Linked DNA regions of Homo sapiens: region 1 is linked to region 2. A link is an interaction called in ENCODE POLR2A ChIA-PET data of the cell type or tissue named here. Cell type or tissue: OCI-LY7. All regions are shown on one strand. Each heading gives the region's core, and the rest is flanking DNA. Links, peaks and the distances in the headings are about the cores only.

What was found. ChIA-PET counts read pairs that join two places held together with the same protein. Peaks named below come from ENCODE experiments on the same cell type or tissue, not always from the same donor. Only the 100,000 strongest peaks of a DNase experiment are listed, where the experiment ranks them.
Region 1: POLR2A ChIA-PET joins it to region 2 with 5 read pairs; 4 of 35 experiments call an interaction of 5 or more read pairs at or near these places.

Annotation. Positions count from the first base shown.
Region 1 is chr4:185,263,029-185,268,416 of GRCh38, forward strand. It overlaps SNX25 (sorting nexin 25), which reads left to right. Exons shown (of 19, transcript NM_001378034.2): 4 at 1,410-1,582; 5 at 3,941-4,127. Among named protein-coding and RNA genes, the nearest start is that of SNX25, 56 kb to the left of the region's middle. RefSeq lists an enhancer at 2,850-3,351. In OCI-LY7, for the core only: no CTCF peak of the experiment used is centred there; DNase peaks (open chromatin) are centred at 583 and 3,163; H3K4me3 peaks cover 2,322 bases; H3K27ac peaks cover 3,639 bases.
Region 2 is chr4:185,172,216-185,177,603 of GRCh38, forward strand. It overlaps CFAP97 (cilia and flagella associated protein 97), which reads right to left. Exons shown (of 5, transcript NM_020827.3): 3 at 3,571-3,836. Among named protein-coding and RNA genes, the nearest start is that of CFAP97, 29 kb to the right of the region's middle. In OCI-LY7, for the core only: no CTCF peak of the experiment used is centred there; no DNase peak of the experiment used is centred there; H3K4me3 peaks cover 130 bases; H3K27ac peaks cover 356 bases.

The sequences.
Region 1 (5,388 bases), core at 64-5,063, 91 kb after region 2:
GATCAAGCTGCTTTGGCCAGCCCTCTGGCCTTTGGCTCAGTCAGAAGTATTTTCCCTAACTTAGCTGTAGGAGGGAGAGGAACTTGTGGCAGTCTGAGTACCAGGCTCCTTTATTATCTGCCTTCCACTGTTAACGGAGAAGGGACTGTGTACCGTTTGAGAGAGATTTTGATATTGTTTAAATAAGCTTCTCTTGTAAAAGTGGTTTTTTTTTCCAACTTCCTCCAGTGCTTATTAGCTAAATATATATTTAAAAAAAGAATTACCTTTAAAAGTGCTTGACATGATAAAGGAGTAGCATCTTAATCTTACTATATTGAAATATCAACCTAGCTGGCAGCAAAGCTAGAGTTTAAAATAATTGAAGATGCCATTTTTAAAAAGTCAGCGTATCAGTATATGCATAAAGGCTTATTCTAAAAATTTCCTTTCATGTTGCTGGCTTTACACATTAGGATAGAATTCCTTCAGGTTGTACAAGACAGAGGAAACCTTTCTTTTCTAGCGTTATACACTCTAGAAACTAGTTTCAGTCTCCAGTGCAAAATAAATTTCAGTTAACACCTGAGAGGCATGGGTCCTAAAGGTACTAATATGCACTAGTTTCATTTCCTGTGCAGTACCTAGTATGTTTCTCTCCCTCTGCTTCATGTTTTTTCTCATTGTTAGCTACTAGTTACTGTAAAAATCTCTTATACTTTGCCTCCTCATCTAGAACATATTAGAAAACGCAGCATCCCAGGCTTTCTTGAATCACTATCAAGATACTATGGGAAGGGAAGTATAGAAAGTTCTGTTTTCCAGTCCTCTTCACTCAGATCCTCCAAATTAATGTTCCTGGGATGGAGTCAGTACAGGGAAGTGCACAACCAAGGTTGTCAAGACTGGTTGAAAAATACTTTGGAGCCTCACAGAAGGCAATTTGCCATCAAATTAGATAACGTCGAGTTTATAGACCCTCTAGCTCACTAGAAATACCTGTAGACTTTTTATCCTATTATCTCCCAGTCAGAAAGCAGGCTGGCAACCCTGGTTTATGCTTTGTTAGGTTTTTTTGAAAAATGAAGCTGCAGGTCATATTTAAGAAAACATCTAGAAGACTTAAAAATTACTAAATAAATACTCGTACCTTTTTAGATTGTTGCTGTGATTTTGGAGTTATATAGACCCTTTGATGCTACTGAAGTTCGTTGTTATGATTTCATTTGAAATCCAAAAAAGGCCATGCATTTGCATTTATTCTAGCAAAAGTTTTCCAGATGAGTTGATGGTTGAGGAAATTTGATTATTTAGGAGATGGCAGTTACTATAACCAATGTGTTTCTCATTTGAAATATTTTTTACCTAATAGTACATAATTGAATTGTTTCTAGAAACTTCTTTCCTTCTTTTTCACTCTCTTTATTTAGACATGAAGAACAGCCAAGACCTTTTGTGTTGCACGCATGCTTGAGGAACTCAGATGATGAAGTAAGATTTCTACAAACGTGTTCTCGGGTTCTGGTGTTTTGTCTCCTCCCCTCAAAGGATGTGCAGTCTCTCAGCTTACGTATAATGCTTGCAGAAATTCTCACAACAAAAGGTAGACTTATACAGTTGATTTCACTAATTCAATAAGTGTGCAAACTAATGTGCTACATGCAGACCTTGTTTACTGTTGAACATATGGGATTTGAAGTATTTTCAAAATCTTGTTTATATGTCTCTAAAACTATTTGGCCATTCAGGATAAACTTAAATTTTTAATATGACATATCGCCAAATGCACAGTCCATTAAGTTGCATGTTTTGACATAGAAAACAAGTTTTTATGCTCTTCACAGGGAAGCATTCATTTGGGATAGCTTTTGAGTTATCTAGGCCAATAATATATACATTAATGAAAGTATGTGTATGTGTGTATAATATCTATATAATATCCATAGTATGTATGTTTATATATTACGTGTGTGTGTGTGTTCAAATTCTTTTTTTTTTCTTTAAATAGAGATGGGGGTCTTACTATGTTGCCCAGGCAAGTCTTGAACTCCTGGGTTCAAGTGATCCTCCCACTTAGGCCTCCCAAAGTGCTGAGATTACAGGTGTGAGCAACCATCCCTGACCACAGTCAAATTCTGATTAGCATATTTACTTAAAATATCTTTGCTATATGATTTGTTGATAATGCGTATACAGTAATGCATTGCTTAACAACAGGGATGTGTCCGAAGAAATGTGTCATTAGACAATGTCATTGTGCAAATATCATAGAGTGTACTTACACACCTACATGGGATAGCCCACTACACATGTGGGCAATATGGTGTAACCTATTGCTCCTAGACTATAAACCTTATACCATATTACTGTACTGAATACTGTAGGCAATAGTAACACAATGATATTTGTGTATCTAAGTATAGAAAAGGTACAGTAAAAATATGGTATAAAAGATAAACAACAGTACACCTATATAGGACACTTACCATGAATGGAGCTTGCAGGACTGGATGTTGCTCTGAGTGAGTGGGGAGTGACTGTGAAGGCCTAGGACATGACTGTGCACCACTGCAGACTTCATAAACAGTGTACGCTTAGGCTACACTACATTTATTTAAAATTTTATTTTCTTCAATAAATTAACCTTAGCTTACTATAACTTTTTTTACTTTATGAACTTTTAATTTTTTTAAACTTTTTGACTCTTTTGTAATAACATTTATCATCATTATCAAGTATGCACTGTACATAATTGTATGTGCTGTATTTTTATACTATTGACAGTGCAATAGGTTTCTTTACACTAGCTTGACCTCATTAAATGGTAGAAAATTTTCAGCTTCATTATAATCTTATGGGGGCCACTGTCATATAGTCAGTCTGTTGTTGACCAAAATGTCATTATGTGGCGCATGACTGTACATAATTTTGTGAACTTGGAATATGTAAAAAGGAACTGTACCACAATATAATGTGATTACTAGAAAAAAGTTAACTATATCCAGGGAAATGCTTAGTCAGGATAAGAGAAACTTTCCCTATCTCAGTCTCAGACAAATAGCATTGCATTTGAGATGCAGTGATTATCTCATTTACTATCTCAGGATAAGCCAGCTGTGCCCATCAGCTATTATAACCAACCACAGAGAAGAGAGGAAGTTTCTAATCTCAAGTTACAAGGATGGCTTTGTAATAGTGTCATTGACTTTTTAACTTCCTCTCTGAGGTCTGTTTTAACCAGTTGGGGAGAATGTTGACTTTCATCCTTTGGCAGACTAAGCTTGTCAAAACGTATTGAGCCTTATAAAATAAGTAAAAGAAAAAAATCAGTGTTTTTTTGGTTGTTGTAATTTTGTGGTTTTTTGTTTTTTGAGATGGAGTCTCACTCTGTCGCCAAGGCTGGAGTGCAGTGGCGAGATCTCGGCTCACTGCAACCTCTGCCTCCCGGGTTCAAGCAATTCTCCTGCCTCAGTCTCCCGAGTAGCTAGGATTACAGACATGTGCCACCATGCATGGCTAATTTTTGTGTTTTTGGTAGAGATTGGGGTTTCACCATGTTAGCCAGGCTGGTCTCAAACTCCTGACCTCAAGTGATCCACCTGTCTCAGCCTCCCAAAGTGCTGGGATTACAGGTGTGAGCCACCACGCCCGGCCTTAATTTTGATAGATTTGTTAGCAACTTGAGTTCCAAATGACTTCCCTTCATGATTCTTTTACATTTCACTTATTTATTAAAATGACAACTTGATTATAGCCATGGATGATAACATATTTGGAGGGATAGGCAGCTGTATGTGTGCATGTGTGTACATTTTTGAATTGTTTATTGTATTATATAGATATTCCCCTGTTTGACTACTTGAAAAATGTTTCCCAAATGTAGTCTCAGTTATGTGATACATAAACAGTTCCCTTAAAGAAGAATACCTTTCTCAGTGGCTATTTCTTCTTCTTCCTGTAGTCTTGAAGCCGGTAGTGGAGTTACTGAGTAATCCAGATTACATTAACCAAATGCTGCTTGCCCAGCTGGCGTACAGAGAGCAAATGAATGAGCATCACAAGAGAGCCTACACCTATGCCCCCTCTTACGAGGACTTCATCAAGCTCATTAACAGCAACTCTGATGTGGAGTTCTTGAAGCAACTAAGGTATTTGGTCTTCAATTATAGCACAGCAACAGCTACTGATTATCATCCCCTGCCTAGTTAGGTTAAAAAAAAAAAAAAGTAGTTGTCAGGGAAGCAGAAATAAAACAAGTCTATAAATCTTACTATTTAGTGACAGCTAAATTTATCCAGCGTCTCCTTAGCAGTGTAATTAGAATGAATTTTTTTAAAGTATTAGGTTTTTCAAATACAGTTGACTCGAACAATTTGGGGCACCCACGCTCCCCACCGCCCCCACCCCCAGTCAAAAATCACATATAACATTTGACTTGGGCCAAGCACAGTGGCTCAAAAGTGCTGTAATCCCAGCACTTTGGGAGGCTGAGGTGGGCGGATCACTTGAGGTCAGGAGTTCAAGACCAGCGCGGCCAACATGGTGAAACCGCATCTCTACTAAAAATACAAAAATCAGCTGGGTGTGGTGGCACATGCCTGTAGTCCCAGCTACTCAGGAGGCTGAGGTATGAGAATCACTTGAACCTGGGAGGTGGAGGTTGCAGTGAGCTGAGATCACACCACTGCACTCCAGCCTGGGTGACAGAGTGAGACTCCTTCTAAAAAAAAAAAAAAAATTGACTCTCCAAATACTTAACTACTAAATACCTTACTGTTGACCAAAGCCTTACTAATAACATAAACAGTTGATTAGCACGTATCTTGTGTGTTATATGTGTTATATACTGTATTCTTACAATAAAGTAAGCTGGAGAAAAGAAAATATTATGAAAACCAGAAAGAGAAAATATATTTACTATGCAGTAAGTGGAAGTAGATCATCATAAAGGTCTTCATCCTCATCTCTTCACATGGAAGTATGCTGAGGAGGAAGAGAATGAGGAGGGGTTTGTCTTACTGTCTCAGGTGGCAGAGGCAGAACAAAATCCTGTGTAAGTGGACTCATGCAGTTCAAACCTATGTTTTTCAAGAGTCAGCTGTAATGAGGCTATAATAGACTGAAAGCTCTTCAGATGTCGGGAGTACCTGCTTAGCTGCTCAGATGACTACCTTAGAAAAGCACTGGAAGGACATCAGAAGGAGAAGATGTGTTTCAAATTACAGAGTAGAACATTGTGTTGGTTTTTGTTTGTCTTGGACAGTACAGAGGCTTGGGTTTGGGAATAAGAGGTTCTAGATTAATTATTTTGAGAAAACACATTTGAAAATACCATAGGAGTATCTTTTATAGGGGAGCACAGTGTCCCTTGTTATACCTGAGATATTTTAGGGGGTGTGTATTTTTGTG
Region 2 (5,388 bases), core at 166-5,165:
AATAAGCTAGGCTAATAAGCTAGAATAATTTTTATTCCCTTAATTTTTGTTTGGATGCAATGTTTAATGAGAGGAAGGATAATATCTACCTATTGAAACAAATAATGATGATCTTGAACCTCATCAGGACAGATGAACAGTATGCTTTTAACTCTAGAGCACAGAAGTCAGTTTTATACAATCGTTGCCTTCCTTCTCTACCTTTTCTGCACAACACTACTTCTTTGTCTGGGATTATTTCCATCTAAATAGCCTCTGAATTGCTAACACACTGATGTAAGAGTTCTGGAACAGAAATGCTTTAGTTATCATGTCTGTTAGCCAGCTGAATTGTTCTCTGTCACTGGAGAGAGAGCAAATGAAAGGATATAAATCATCAAAAATATAAAGGAATGAATTCTGTTTTGCAGTATATCTGACACTGAAATAACTACAAAAGTGTGTCTCTGTGTGCTGAACATATGCATGTGTACTTTGAATATTAACAGTCTAGCAAACAGATTAAAAAGTCTATCAGCCTGGGTGCAGTGGCTCACACCTGTAATCCCAGCACTTTAGGAGGCTAAGGCAGAAGGATTGCCTGAGGTCAGGAGTCTGAGACCAGCCTGGGCAACAAAGTGAGATCCCATCTCTACAAAAAAAAAAAAAAAAAAAAAGCATTGGCTCACACTCAAAGAGCAAATGTGGCTCTTTTTAAGGTTGAGTATGAGAAGGCTTGCAGTATGGTTAAGACCATACTTCTGGTCAGGAAGGTAGTATTTAAGACTGTCAAACAGGCTCCAATATAAATAATTAGATTTATATTACAGGCATGAGTCACCAGGCCTGGACTAATAGGATTTTTTAAATAGAAAAATAATCAAAGTCAACGGGCACAGTGGCTCACGCCTGTAATCCCAGCACTTTGGGAGGCAGAGGAGGGAGGATCATGTGGTCAGGAGATCGAGACCATCCTGGCTAACACGGTGAAACCCCATCTCTACTAAAAATACAAAAAATTAGCCAGGCATGGTAGCAGGCGCCTGCAGTCCCAGCTACTCAGGAGGCTGAGGCAGGAGAATCGCTTGAACCTGGGAGGCAGAGGTTACAGTGAGCCGAGATCACGTCACTGCACTCCAGCCTGGTGACGAGCCAGACTCCGTCTCTTAAAAAAAAAAAAAAAAAAAAGTAAACCCAGGTTCCTTAAAAAGCTAAACACAAAATTACCATATGACCCAGGAATTCTACTCTATGTGGCCTTAAGGAACTAAAAGCAGGGACATGAACAGATAGTTGCCAATATTCACTTCAGTATTATTCACTATAGCTTAGGTCTACACCTACAATGGAATAGTATTCAGCCATAAAAAGGAATTAGGTTCTGATACATGCTACAACATAGATGAAACATGAAAACATTTTAAGTGAAATAAACCAGATACAAAAGGACAAATATTGTACAGTTCTACTCATATGAAATATTTAGAATAGCCGAATTCATAGAGACAGAAAGCAGACTAGATGCCCTTAGAGGATAGGGGTGGGGAAAGGAGAGTTGTTTAATAAGCACAGCATCTGTATGAAGTGATGAAAACGTTTTAGAAATAGATGGTAGTGACAGTTGTACAACACTGTGGATATGCTTAATGCCACTGAATTAGACACTTAAAAACTGTTAAAATGGCAAATTTTAAGTTATATATACATTACTACAACTTAATAATATACCAAAACCATTGAATGTGTACACGTTAAATGGGTAATGGTATGTGAATTATATCTCAATAAAGCTGGTTAAAAAAAAAGGTAACCCCAAAGCTAGGCAACCTGGATTTGCACCTGGGCTCTGACACCTGCTAGCCGTGTGACCTTGAGTAAGTCCCTGTGCCCCACTCAGTGTCTCTTTTACTCTTCTGTAACTACAATAACTATAAGATTGCTATCAGGACTTAATGCCTAACACTTGTAAAATAGTATGCACAATGTAATTTCTTATTAAATGCGATCGGCCCAGAGCCAGGTGTGAGAGTGAAAACAAAGGAAGTAATCCCATATGTTTTTGACATACGGGAATTTCAAATTTCCACGAAACATGAACAAATCTTGAATACTGCGAAGGTGATGTGTGGAAAGCTATCATCTATCTCAGCTCCCACCGACCTCATTTCACCTAGCTTAGTTATCTGTTCCTTGCCACATGCAGGGTAATCCTCTTGAAGGGTTCAAGACTACTATTTTTTATAAATAGTAATCCTAGCTTCCCAACTCTTGGGGTTAGTATGATAATAAAGAAATGTACAAAAGAGTTGTTACAAGTTTAGGTAAGTATATGGTTACACAGGAAAACACTGGTAATGACACATAAGGAGGGTTAATTTTGAAAATGGTCTTAATAATTTTAATAGCTTTCTAAATTATTTTAGCTCTGAGTTTACGTGTTCATTAAGGGTCTAATTCTAGTTTAAGAGACTACCCAGGTTTAAAATCTTGGCTCAGCAGCATACTCAGTAGCTCTGTGCTAAATATTTAACCTGTCTAACCCTCAGTTTTTTCATCGTGAGATGTGGATAAAAATAGTTATCTACTTCAGAGAATTGTTGTCAGGATTCAATAAGTTAATATTTGGAAGATACTCAGAACAATGCCTAGTGTTTAGTAAAAGCTCAGTAAATATCAGCAATTATTATGAACTAAATCTTATGAAGAAAATATGCTATAATAGTTTTAAATGTGAAGATTTTCAACAGTTCCCATATTTATTTTCTTATAATATCAAACTATATGATTTGTAACAATCAATGTTTCATACATTTAAGTAGCAGATTAGCAATTTGGCCTATTCGAGATATACTGATCCTTTAAAATAAGTGATGTACAATTTATTTTAGCTTTCCAGGACACAATAAAGTAAAAGAGATTTCACTAGTGACTGAATACTTCACAGAAGAAACACTTGGATACCATTTCCTGTTCTACTGTAGTGATTTAACTGATCTAGGCAAATAAATAATGGAGCTTTCAGTATTTTCCTTTAATGGTCTCCTTCTCTCTCTCTCTCTCTCTCTCTTTTTTCTTCTCTTTTCTTTTTTTGAGGTGGAGTCTGGTTCTGTTGCCCAGGCTGGAGTCCAGTGGTAGAATCTCGGCTCCCTGTAACCTCCGCCTCCCGGGTTCAGATGCTCCTCCCACCTCAGCTTTCCAAGTATCTGGGACCACGGGTGTGTGCCACCATGCCCACCATGCCCAGTTAATTTCTGCATTTTTGGTAGAGCTGGGGTTTTGCCAGATTGTGCAATCTGGTCTCAAACTCCTTGCCTCAAGCGATCTGCCCACCTCGGCCTCCCAGAGTGCTAGAATTATATGCGTGACCCACTGCATCTGGCCAGTGGTCTCTTAATATATAGTTTCCTGGATAAAAATACATATCGTATCCTCCGGACTTACAGCACATCATATGTTTCATACCACACATACCGCACCTGCTTTTATGTAATGAAGTTTGAATATTTGGCTGTATTTAGGTTTCCTGTAAGCTGGACATACAAATCAGTGCAAACACATTTTCTTTGATGACTAATTATTTCAGTTACTTACCAAGTTTTCTCTCTCAATCCTTTGTTGTTCCTTCTGTCTGTTGAGAGCACTGTGATATAACTTTGGGGGATGATCAGCCGATCTAGGAATTGTACTTTTGCTTCCCGGCTTTTCCGCCTGTCTTGACAGTTCTTTCAAAAGCCTCTGATTTTCCCGATCGATCTGTCTCACCTCTTCTCTTGTGAAAGAGTAGTTTTTCCCGGGTGCTACTGAAGGCTGATCAAAGTGATGTTTTTGTGGTCCTTTTTTATCTAATTGCAGAAAAGCTACAGAAAAGAACAAAAAAAAAAGAGAAAATGGCCAAAGTAAGTATGTGGTACATGCTTTTTTTTTTTTTCTCTTTTTAGACGGAGTTTCACTCTTGTTACCCAGACTGGAGTGCAATGGGACAATCTTAGCTCACTGCAACCTCCGCCTCCTGGGTTCAAGCGATTCTCCTGCCTCAGCCTCCAGACTAGCTGGGATTACAGGCATCCACCACCATGCCTGGCTAATTTTTGTATTTTTAGTAGGGACAGGGTTTCACCATGTTGCCCAGGCTGGTCTCGAACTCCTGACCTCAGGTGATCCACCCACCTCAGCCTCCCAAAGTGCTGGGATTGCAGGTGTGAGCCACTGTGCCTGGCCCGGTGGTACATGCTTTAACCCTTAAAAATATGTATTAAATTCAAGAAAAAGTATGTATGAAATAATACTAATGACATCTAGATTACAACTTTGTAGAAAAAAATTGGACGTAGCTTAGTATTTTATGCTCACCGGGTTCCTTGGGCATAAAAGCTACACACGAAACAATGAAAGTATCTTTAAAAATGTATATAGTACTGGTCTTTAGGCTAGTATAATTTACAGACAATGCCTTTGTTATATCAATTTTATCCTTCCCGACTGCAGTTTAATAGCTGGAAAGGTTAGAAACCTCAGAGTTGAGGGCACTAATACAATACTTAATTTAGGTACAGCTTTTCTTAGTTGGAGGGCATACTTCCAAAAAAATGTCCTCAGCAATGACTGAGGGAAACAATGGCAAAAAGTAACTCCGAATATTCCAAAACTCTCAACTTAACCAGAAAAGATGCTGGATTTATAAATCTTAATATTGCCATTAAAGCAAATACTTCTACTGTAAAAGTCAAACATTTTATTCCTGATTAAACAGAAAGGTGTTTTTAGCTAGCAACAATATTTTGCATACTATAATTTTTATCAACATGCTTATTTCTTAAATTTCCATATTATAATTATCAATAAGTGCAATTACTACTAAACATTTGTAGAAAACATCCAAAAGTATTAAACTTGCTGAATGTTTCAGGTTAAGTATGTACTAAAAAGGGACACACTGAGGCCAGGCGCGGTGGCTCAGCCTGTAATCCCAGCACTTTGGGAGGCTGAGGCAGGTGGATTGCCTGAGGTCAGGAGTTCGAGATCAGCCTGGACAACATGGTGAAACCCTATCCCTACTAAAATACAAAAAATTGGCCTGGCTTGGCGGTGTGCACCTGTAATCTCGGCTACTCAGCAGGCTGAGGCAGGAGAATTGCTTGAACCCAGGAGGCAGAGGTTGCAGTGAGCCGAGATTGCGCCATTGCACTCCAGCCTGAGCAACAGAGTAAGACTCTGTCTCCAAAAAAAAAAAAGGAATACACGATATCAGATTAAGTAACCATTATTTGTTTTTGTTTGACTATCCTTATGTTAATTTTTTAAACATGTTTAGCATTTTATGCTGGGACATTTTTAATCCCCTATTTAAAAATAAGTATGGGCCAGGCACAGTGGCTCACAGCTGTAATCCCAGCACTCTGGAAGGCAGGG